Linked DNA regions of Homo sapiens: region 1 is linked to region 2. Evidence: chromatin loops called from intact Hi-C (ENCODE). Cell type or tissue: gastrocnemius medialis. All regions are shown on one strand. Each heading gives the region's core, and the rest is flanking DNA. Links, peaks and the distances in the headings are about the cores only. Region 1 overlaps PACS2 (phosphofurin acidic cluster sorting protein 2). Region 2 holds the start of JAG2 (jagged canonical Notch ligand 2).

What was found. Peaks named below come from ENCODE experiments on the same cell type or tissue, not always from the same donor. Only the 100,000 strongest peaks of a DNase experiment are listed, where the experiment ranks them.
Region 1: it touches region 2 in a loop (2.0-fold over the local background); 1 of 110 quality-filtered maps calls a loop at or near these places.

What each region holds. Positions count from the first base shown.
Region 1 is chr14:105,322,769-105,328,123 of GRCh38, forward strand. All of the region lies in intron 1 of PACS2 (phosphofurin acidic cluster sorting protein 2), which reads left to right. Among named protein-coding and RNA genes, the nearest start is that of PACS2, 11 kb to the left of the region's middle. RefSeq lists enhancers at 152-661, 5,250-5,355. In gastrocnemius medialis, for the core only: no CTCF peak of the experiment used is centred there; DNase peaks (open chromatin) are centred at 1,773, 2,713, 4,343 and 4,803; H3K4me3 peaks cover 1,074 bases; H3K27ac peaks cover 5,000 bases.
Region 2 is chr14:105,166,266-105,171,620 of GRCh38, forward strand. It overlaps JAG2 (jagged canonical Notch ligand 2), which reads right to left and starts at 2,511. Exons shown (of 26, transcript NM_002226.5): 1 at 2,090-2,511; 2 at 1,492-1,842. The coding sequence starts at 2,155. RefSeq lists enhancers at 1,233-1,732, 4,381-5,217. In gastrocnemius medialis, for the core only: CTCF peaks have their summits at 3,053 (motif pointing right) and 3,253; DNase peaks (open chromatin) are centred at 1,122, 1,802, 2,516 and 4,926; H3K4me3 peaks cover 1,974 bases; H3K27ac peaks cover 4,255 bases.

The DNA.
Region 1 (5,355 bases), core at 313-5,312, 160 kb after region 2:
AACTCACCACTTCCTTTGTTGCTCATTCTTCTTGCATGTCAGGAATCATTTTCCTTCTTCTGTTGAATATTTGTTCTTAGGATTTCCTTTAGTGAGGATCTGCTGATAACTACCTTCTCTTTCTGTTTGTCTGAAGATGTTTTAGTTTACCCTCACCCTGAGCAGGGCGTGTGCTGGTTGTACGATGCTGGGGTGGTGTGTGCTCCTCCCACAGGTCCAGGCAGGGCGTCCCTGGCTTTGACTTCCAGCTTTGCTGTAAGAGGTCAGCGGCCGTGACAGGCTGGAGGGAGACGTCTGGGTGGCTTTGTGGTCATGTCATCGTTGCCAACGGTCGTCTCATGGTGGGTCCTGGTGTGGGTTCTCTTGTGATTGCCTGAGTCGGGGTTACTAGACTTGCTGACTTTGTGGATCGATGATTTTCATGAGTCCCGGGAAGCTCTCAGCCACTTTTTCTTCTGCTGTTGGTTCTGCGCTATTCTCTCTCTCACCTCTGGAGCAACAATTGGACGTGTTGCTCTTCCTGCCGGATCCTCCACATCCATAGATGCACTGGGTGGTGTCAGTGGGCGGCGGCTGGCTGGGGCAGTAGCCTGTCTCCAGCCCTTCCCCCTGCCTCTGTCCACGTGCAGGGGCGTCTCCTCAGGACGCATGTTGCCTACTGACCGCTGCCAGCCTGCACGAGACTCTCACGGCGGGACCCTGTCTGCCTTGCTCGGTGCTGCCCAGAGCCTGCACAGTGTAGCTCCTTGGCGGACGTTCCTGTAATGGAACCAGGATGTCATGCCAAGGAGTGTGGTTTCATTTTGAGTGGTGGGGAAGTCGCTGGACTATTTCAAGTGTGTGTATTTGGGAGAGCAGTGCTGCTGGAGTGGTGGACCACACTGGAGGTGGAGATTGCCTCAGGGTGTGCAGGTGGAGATGGGTGGGAGGTGTCGTGCAGGGCTTGGGACAGGGCTTTCGGAGGTGGTCTGCAGTGATCCAGGGAAGATGGGCTGCTCTGAGGGAGGGGCTGAGGAAGCTGACCTGGGCAGCCAGTGGCCTGTAGGCTGGGCAGCACTCGAGCTGGGGCCAAGGGGCAGCAGGACGGTGCCCGTAGCCCTGGAGGCCTTGGGGATTCGGAGGACCTGGCCCATCGCCGTGGCCTGCACGGTGCGTGCACACCGCTCTGTCCGCGCAGGCTGTGCCCTGCTTTCAAGATGCCTGGAAACCTCTGGCAGCTCTGTCCTGCTGTCAACACTGGAGTCACATGTCAGTGGGTCTCCTGCTGGGGACTGGCTTTTGTGCAGGAGATGGAGGGCAGGGGGCTACAGTGCCCTTGGACTAAAGGATGCTTTCCTTGGATCTGGGCACTAGAACCAGCCCTTTCCCTCTCTCTGCCCAGCATTCTCAGCATGCGTCTCAGGAAGGTTTGATGGAGTGGGCAGCTGCGGTGCTGTGGCGGGGTCGGGGGGCTGCTGCAGAGAGCGGGTCTGCGGTCAGTCACAGTGACGGGGGTCTCTTTGGACCCTGTGACTTGTGTGTGGTGGTGGCAGGCAGTGGCGTTGCCGAGACAGGGTGCTCAGGTGCAGGTGGGAAGGGGTGGCAGGATGGAGGTTGTACAGTGCTTTCCCCAGGACCAGGGGGCAGGGTGTGGCGTGCTTATTCCTGCCTGGCCGTGGAGGGTCTCTGTAGGACAGGCTCCCGCTGAGGGCAGCCCTGAGGCCTGTGAGCTGCTGGCCCCGCAGGGTGGCTGGGCCTGGCTGGCTCAGCAGCTGCTCTGAGAGGCAGCCCTAAAAATAGCCGAGCGCTGAGAGGCCGTCCCTTTCTGCTCCGCAGGCGCGCGCCGATGTGTGCTCAGCTCAGGCCGACTTAGCAGGGTTGTGAGAGTGATGAGAGCGTGGCTGCTGGTCATGGTGCTGGGGTCGTCAGCAGCTCCTCGAGGGCTCCGGCCTGTGGAGGCCGGTGGCGCCCCGTCTCACCCCACGGATGGGGGGCAGGCTCTCCAGGAGCCCCAGGGAGCACTGGCTACTGCTGGGCTGCTCTCAGGCCCGGGACATTCATGGCCGTAGCCCCAGGTCCTCTGCATGGTCAGGGGCCATGCTGGGTCCCCTGGGGTGCAGATGCCGCTCAACAGAGGAGTCAGGACCCAAAAGGGGCAGAAATGGGCAAGGGAAGACACTGGGGAAGGGGTGGGTCTGCCCTTCCTGCTGGGGGTGCACACGGGCCTGGGGCTGAGCAACCCGCTCTGGGCCTGGCTGTTCCGCTCCACTGCCCCAACCAGCCTTTCCTCAGCACCCCCTGGCCAAGCTGTGGGCACCCCCTGCCCCCGGACACAGGCAGCACCTGGCCAAGTGCAGAGACACTCCAGCTGGCTCTTCGCCTGTGTCCCAGCCCTGAGGGCACCGTCGTAGGGTGGTGGGACGGGGGGGGGCTCGGACACAGTGGTTGTGGAGGGGTCAGTGCTGTGGCTCGGGGTGGGGTGGGGCTGGGGGAGGGTTTGCTTCAGGGTAGCGGCTCTCTTCAGGGGTTCAGCAAGGAGACAGATGGGTTCTAATGACCCCTGAGTCCTGAGACAAGGTGGGGTGAGCTGGAGCAGGGGAGGGGACTTGGAAGGGCCTTCAGTCCCCATGCAGCCCTTGCACAACCTTTCGGGCCAACATCCTGGGCCTTGCTTGGCAGAGGAGTTTGGGATCCACGGGCTTGAGGCCCAGGTGGTCAGCTCGCTCGGTGCAATGCTGTGTCTCGCATTTCTGTCTCTCGACTGCCCCATCCAGCCCGTGTCCTAAGAGCAGCTGGCAGCAGCCGCCACGCACAGGCAGCTCAGCTCAGCAGCCCCAGGAGCCAGGTGTGTCTTGAGCTGGGCAGCAAAGTGGCCATGCAGTCCAGCCTCCCTTCAGCCTTCCCCAGGATGCCTTTCATCTTGGGGAGATGGCCATTGTGGGGGTGACCAGCACTGTCCCTTCCCTGGCAGGCCAGGATGTGGATCCACAGCGAGGCAGACCTGCAGATGCACATCCCTCTTCTCAAATGCTGTTCTTGTTCTGGTGAGCACGGGGAACGGCACCAAGCCAATGCTGATGGGAAGGGCCCTGACCTTGGGCTGCTGTCCTGCGAGCTTGGCCCCTCTGCTGGGCCCCTCCTCCATGCCTTTGTTTACTCTCCAACCTTCTGGGAGTCCCACATCTGCATCAGGACAGAGGTGACCAGGGACCAGTTGACAGCTAGGATGCCACCAGCATCTTTTGTTTAATTTGAGTCTCATTTCCCAGTGTAATTCTGTAGCTGACCTTGCAGGAGGCATTGACAATATTTCTTTATTGTATGGCCCCAGCCAGGACTTCCCTCTTTTTAGATGCAAAATAATTGGGCAAGACTTTTCATGGGCATTGCATGCTGGGCTCGTGCAGGTGTCTCCAGGGCCGCCTCGAGACCAGCGCCCGCCTCCCTGGTCCTGGATACAGGTGGGGCGGGGGCTCCCCCGCAGCAGTGGAGTTGAGACCCGCACCTGCTTCCTGGTCCTGGACACGGGTGGGGCGGGGGCTCCGCAGCAGCAGTGGAGTTGAGGCTTCCGTATGAGCTCGCTCCTGGTCAGTTTGAGGGTGGACATACCAGACATCCTGCATCTTCCCAGTCGCCCCAGGAGCGCCTCAGGAGGGTGAGTGGCAGGAGGCCGATGCCCTGCTAGCAGGCAGTCCCTCGGGGCCAGGCCTTCCTGGTGCGGTGCTGAATTGGGCTGTTCGTTCCTCTGAGCACCAAGGAGAGGGATGGCGGCTCAGGCTTCAGGCAGTGCCCGCCGGTGCCTCTAGAAGGTGCTCCGTGGTGGGGCCCGGGAGGGTGGCCCTTCCACATTCTCGGGCTGCCTGTGTGCCACCCAAGTGTCAGGTCATGAGGCCCCTCGGTCTGGCCTAGGGCTCTCCTTCCTCCCCCACCTCAAGCCTGGGGTGTGGCCTAGCCAGGGAGGGGAGCGGGAGCTCTGGCCGTGAAGACCCACCCTGAGGTCTGGGCTCTCCTGGCCTGAGCGTGCTTTCTGCTATGAGCTCCACGTTCACCCTGCGGCCAGGACTCTACTGTTCCTCCTGGTGGGAGCTGCTGTGGTGCCCTGGGTGGCCTCCAGTCACCGCCAGCCTGCCCCTTGCAGTCAGTCCTGCTGTTCCTTCGGCTCCTGCAGTTTCCAGCTTGGCCCTGGACTTCCTGTTTTTCCCACCTAGCTGGACGTAAAGGTTGTCGCGCCTTGGAAAGTTAAGTCACTACACCCGAATCGACGCACTCTTGGCTCGCCTGGCTATGGCTTCAGCTGGAAACGGAGCTGAGCGTGGCTTATGTTTATAAATACAGCACCTATCAGGTCCAGCGTCGCTGTCTCCTGCGGGAGGTGTCAGCTTTGGGCGTGAAGAACAGCTGCAAGGCCACAGGGCCAAGGGGTATCTCACCAGCTGGGAGGCCGGCGTGCCTGACCTGGCCACACAGAGCGAGCCTCAGAAGCGAGGGGGAAGGAGGGCAGGCCTTGGGGAGGGGTCCAGGAAGGTCGAGAGGCTGCAGTGGTGGTAGCCTGAGGGGATGTGCGCGGCCAGGTCAGTGCCTGCCGCTACTGCCTGCTGCGCTGACTGCCTGAGCACTGGGGATCGTGGGCCTGAGGGGCGGGGACCTTGGCTCCCGTGGATAGCTCCTGCACCATCCTCTTGCTTCTCAGACCCTCGGCAAGTGGTGACAGGGGGCTGGGGTGGAGTTGTTCTCCTGCCGTGGTCCTGTCAAATGGTGCTGGGGGCGGGGCCAGGAATCACAGCAGGTGTCTGCCGCTAGCGCTCGGAGCCTGTGCTGGGGGCAGGGTGGTGCATCTCATGCCTCTGCCGCTTGCTCACTGTACTTGCCTGGGGAGGATGTGGCAGGGGCAGAGGACAGCTGGCCAGGCTCTTGGACTGCACCTGACTCTGGTGGGCTATCGAAGGTTTTGGAGGTTTCTTTAATTAGCAACATGATATCCAGAGATTGCGACTGTGGCTCGAGCGGTTCCCTGCCAGGGAGCAGGACCATTGACAGCCGAGCCTTGACTCACCGGCCCAGGCCACCCGAGGGGCCATTGACAACTGAGCCTTGGCTCACCGGCCCAGGCCACCCGATGGACCATTGACAGCCGAGCCTTGGCTCACCGGCCCAGGCCACCCGAGGGGCCATTGACAACTGAGCCTTGGCTCACCGGCCCAGGCCACCCGAGGGGCCATTGACAGCCGAGCCTTGGCTCACCGGCCCAGGCCACCCGAGGTTTCACTGCGGATTCTATCAGAACAGTGCCTCCCCCCAGGATTCGTCAACCTTCAGTGGACCAGGCCCTGCAGTGGTTCCAGTTATTCCCTGGGAAAATTTCCAGCACTGATTAGG
Region 2 (5,355 bases), core at 149-5,148:
CCTCCAAGACCTCCCTGCCCCCACACCCACTGCTGCCAACTCGAGCAGAAAACACATCCTCAGGTAGCGATGTGGGGCCACGCTGGCTCAGGCCCAGGTGCAGATGACAGGCTGCGGGCCCTGCTCAGACCTGCCTGCTGCACCGCCGTGGGGGCGAGGGGCTGGGCTTCTCACAACTGCCTGGGCCCTCCCATGCCCGCCCCTGCCTTTTCCATCTGGGGGACACTTTCCCCTCTCTGGGGCCCCCCTGGTCAAGGGATACTCGGCGGGGTGCTCACGGGTTGAGGACATGGCCAGAGGAGACTGTGGCCAGCTTCCACGGGTGGGAGCTCAGGAAGCGGTGAGGATGGGGGCAGCAGGCAAGGCTGCCAGCCAGGGCTGCAAAGGTACAGCACAGGACTGGGAGCCACACACGGCAGGCCCAACTGGCGTGAGCTCGGCAGGGATTGCCCTCAACTCACAATCACTTCAGGGCCCAGGATACCAGGTGGGCACACTCCGGTGCCTCCTGCTGACTGGAGCCACTTCCTGGCTCCCAGATCCATCTACTCCCTGATCACAGGTCTGCATGGTGCTCTCATTCCCGCACTCACCCAGTTCCAGGCCCCCAGCACAATGACCAAGCAGGGAAGGACCTCTGGGCACCAGGGCAAGGCCGTGCTCCAGGCAATGAGGTAAGGCGCCCGAGGCCTGGGCCTGCCCACCTACCACTACCCACCTGCCAGCCCACTGGGATGAGTACCTGTTTCCCAGTGACACTGGACCCCTACCACCCCTCCTCCCAGCACGCCCAGGCCAGGGCTCCTGCCTGACTGGCCACCTGCCAGGGGAGACCAGACAGCCCCGACTCAGCTTCTGCCCCTCCAGAATAACAAAACCAAAAAAACCCACAAACAGGGCAGTGCCACAGAAGGTCACTGCACCAGGATCCACTATCTCTGTCTCTGAACGATCTTGGGTCACCATCGGGGGCTTCTGCCGACATAAGCGTTAGGCGTTAGGCTCTCCCGGGCCTAGGTCCCACGGCGCCCGCCCGTGCCCCCCAGGCATCCAGGAAACTGCAGGGCAGGCGCAGGCTGGCCACGGGCCCGGGGCGGCTCAGTCAGGGCCTGCCCTAGACCAGCCCCAGCACGCGCTGCGCACATGCCACCGCGGCCTGCCCGGGACCGGGGCGCCTCGCCTCGCCTCCCCACCCAGACAGACACGCGCAGGGCGACGCAGGCACACGCCGCACACCGCCGCGCACGCGGGACGCCGCCGCCCCGCCCCCGCCGCGACCCCGCTCCCGGTGGCCCCGGGGCCCCGGCGCGCCCACGTGGCCAGGCGCGGACCAAGTCCCCAGAGCACGCGCCCCCTGCCGGCCCCGCCCCGCCTGGGCGCGCGCGGCTCGCACGCAGACCCGGCCGCAGGTGTTGGGGGTCGCGAAGCGCGCGGGGCCGGGGCGCGGAGAGAGAGGGAAGGGCTGGAGCACGAGGGATGGAGCGCACGTACCGGCCAGGCGAACTGGAAGGGGATGACGACGAGGCCCGGGTCCTGGTCGCCGCCGGCCCGGGCCCGCGCCCGCGCTCGGTCCCCCGCAGCGCCCGCCGGCGGCAGGTAGAAGGAGTTGCCGCCCAGCACGGGCGTGGCGCCGTGGCCGTAGCTGCAGGGCCCCGTGGGCGTCACCTTGGCCTGGTACTCCTTAAGGCACACGCGCACGTACGTGTCGCACTCGTCGTGGCCGCAGCCCCCCGCGCGCGTTGTCCGGCCGTCGCCGTCACAGCAGGCGCCGCTCAGCAGCTCCCCGTTCACGTTCCGCAGCGCGCTCAGCTGCAGCTCGAAATAGCCCATGGGCCGCGCCGCCTAAAAATAAGGCAGCGGGAGAGCGGAGGGAGGCGCGGGCCGGGGTCGGCGGGCCGGGCGCCAGGGGTGGGGGAACAGGCCCCGCCGCCCCGCCCCCACCCAGCCGCGCCCGCCCGGAGCCCCAGCCGCCGCGCGCAGCCTCGAGGGCTTCCGAACCACGGCGGCCCCAGGCAGTGCCCGCCCGGCCCCTAGGGGCGGCCCGGTGTGCCCCGTCCGCGACCCCCGCCGCCCCCGCCGCCCCGCTCACCTGCACCCAGAGCGCCAGCAGCAGCAGCAGCCGCCGGGGAAGGCGCCCCCGGCCCTGCGCCCGCATTGCCCCCGCGACCCGCCCGCCCGGCCCCGCCGCCGCCGCCCGCGCCCGGCTCCCAGCCGCCGCGCCGGCCTCCCAGCGCCCGCCCGCCCTCCGAGCGCCCGCAGAGGCAGCGGCAGCGGCAGAGGCGGCGGCGGCGGCGGCGCGGGCGGGGTCGAGCGCAGCGCCGCGGCGCGCGGGCCTGGGCGGCGGGCGTGCAGGGGCGGCGGCAGCTCCGGCTCGCTGGCGGCCGCGCTCCGGCTGCCCGGCCCGGCTCCCACCCGGCGGCGACGGCGGCGGCGGTGAAGGCAGCGGGTCCCGGCCTCGGCTCTGCGCGCCCGCGCTCCCGGCACCGCAGCCAACAAGTTCGGAACGAGACTGACAGCTCGCTCGCCCATTCGTCACCCGCGCACCTGCATATGCATGAGGGGGCGGGGCCGCGCCGCGGGGTGGGGCCGGGGGGGGGTCCGGGGGCGCCCCAGGCTTTAAAGGCGGTGGAGGGCGTCGCCTGCCAGCGCCCCGGCCCGGCGCGCGCCCCCCAGGGCGCCCGGGCGGCGGGGGCACGGGGCCTCGGGGTCAGCGCGGGCCGCGGGGGCCCCGCTCACACCTCCGCGTGAGTCGGCGAGGCGTGCGCCGGCGCCGCAAAGCTGCCTCCCCTCCTCCGCCTGGGCTCCTGCCGGGTGTCAGAAACCGGGGGTGGGGCGCCCCGAGGTTGCCGTGTGGTCCCCTCCCATCAGTGCGCCACCGCCGCGCTCCTCGCAGTCCCAGAGGAGATGCCGCCTCCTACTCTGATCAGGGCTCGGCCCCCACGCGGGGTGGCGCGGCCCTGGGGCCAGAGCCGGGCCCAGCCCCTACTGCGCGCCCCCCACCTCCTCCGAGAATCTCCCCTTCTCCGCGCCGCTCCTACCGCCTCCACGCCGGCTGCAGGGGGCGCTGCGCCCCTCCGACGCCCCTGCCTTCCCCTCTGCGAGGCGCGCTGGTCAAGCAGCCAGTCAACAAATGCTCCAGGGTGCAGACTGCTCAGCTCGGCGCTGGCGTCGAGGTAGCCAGGCCATGCCCTCAGGAAATGCTCAGGCCACATTCCCCGTTTCCCGCCTCTCGCCCCCCAAACTCAGGTCTGGGCTTGGGGGGCGAGAGGCGGGAAATGGGGAACAAAAGTCGGCAGTGCCTGTCCCTGAAGGCTACCCCGAGAGAGGCCTCCCACTGCTGCCCTGGTCACCAGGCTTCCACACCCCATCCTCTGCGGTCACCTCCTTGCCCTCTCCCTGGGTGACCTCGCAGCTCCTCCACAGGGTCAAAACCAATGGCACCTTCCTCTCCTCCAGTGAGCACGGTCCTTTCCAGAGCTAGGGGTCACCTTGGTGGTTAAAGATCCCCATATGGTCCAGAGGGGTCCTCAACCCATCCCCATGATAACTGAGCTGTCTTCTCTCCCCCTAGCTCCTCTCGCAAATTTGCCCTGTGCCCGGAGCTGGGTGGCTGTGCAGCCCCCCAGCCTGGAGCAAGTCACTGCCACCATGCTGCTGGGGCTGAGGGCTGAAGGAAGAGAGCTTTGGAGGCACAGGGCCTGTGAACACCCCATGCGCAGGGTCTGCCTGCTCCATCCCTGTTTAGCAGCTCCTCCAGGATCCAGGCCGCAGGCTCAGCTGAAGGTCCCTAAAGGGGTGGGTGGGAGCCCCCCATGCCCACCTCAGCTGGCTCTGCTCAGAGTGCCCACCCCAAACTTGGTGGTGGGTAGGCTTCGTGGGGATTAAGACACAAGCCAGGATGAGGCCCGCACAGAGACCCCCACCAAACAAGAGAATCCAAGCTGTGTTCAGAGCCTTCCAGTTGCCGCCTTCCGGTGTGTGGGCGGTGATTACCGCCTACGGGGGGAGGGGCTCCCTGTGGAGATGCCACCTCTCCTGTGCTTTGGCCTGGGGGCAGGTACTCGGGTACTCGAGAGAGGGAAGCCCCAGGACAGAGAAGCCCCCTGCCCGGCTCCAGAGGCCCAGGGCTCCATCCCCACCTGCGCCCACTGCCCCACTATGGTGGGGGAGGGGGTGCTGGGTGCCTCTGCTGGGCACTTGGCCAAGTGGTGAACAAGGGAGACTCCGCCCCTGCACACCCTCAGGAGCCCCCAGCCCGGGGGTGGACAGAGGACTTAGACAAGTCATACAGAAGCTGGCATAGGGGGCCGCCAGAGCGTGGACGGGCATGGGTCAGCCAGACCTCACGATGTCCATGAGAGCACCCAGGTCAGGAAGGTGGCCGCACCTGCCCTTAGGAAGGAGGGGGACATAGGAGGCATCGGAGAGGGGGTCCCTTCCCTGCAGGAATTTCAGCAGCCCTTGAGCCAGAAATGCCAGGCAGCTGGACCCTGGTTTGAGTTTCCAGAAGGCAGCAGTGGGAACCCTCGCCCCTCATACATATTTCACAAAACACATTTGCCCCCTGCTGCACCTTGCTGGGGTGAGGGGCTGAGATCAGTGGCGGCCAGGGCTCCAGCCCCAACCCTCACCAGACCAGGCTACCTGGTCTCTTCTAGTAAGGGACCTCGTCATTGTTCTGGGGCCCACTGGACCACAGCACCCTCCAGCCTCCCAGAGCCACCCGTCCCCCAGCCTGGAGGGCTCCCACTCTGAGCGCTGGGCGGTGCCCAGCTTGTATGCAGAGGGCAAGGGTGCAGCTGCTCAGCCTGGCCAGGGGCTCTGGGCCCATAGGGCAGTCCTGGGGACCAGGCTGAGGACGGGCTGCCAGGGGTTTGGACAGAGCCGGCGAGGCTCCAGAGTAAGCTGTGCTTCCGCTGGGTCCTGCAGTGCTAAATATAGCAGACGGGGAGGGGAGTTTCCGGTTACAACCCCCCCTCCAGTGCCGGGAAATCAATGCCAGCTCCATTAGGCCCGGCAGCACTGCCTGCTGACCCACCCCATCGGGCTGCGGAGCAAAGTGAGGGGCTGGACTACACCCAGGTCCGGGTGCCCTGTCACCTGTCCCCTCAGTGCTTCAGGGGCCAGACCCACCTGGTGCCTGCGAGAGGTCCCTCTGAGGTAGTGGGAGGCCTCTGCTGGTCAACCCGGAGGGCCCATCGCACTCTCGTGGTGTCACCAGGCAGGCTGCTGGTAAGGGCAGCACAGCAAGGCTGCTGTGGGTCAGGCAGAGCTCCTGTCCTGTGAATGTCCTGCTGGGGCCTCATCTGGGTAGAGTGAAGCTGAGGCTGGCCAAGACCCGCACACCCCATACCT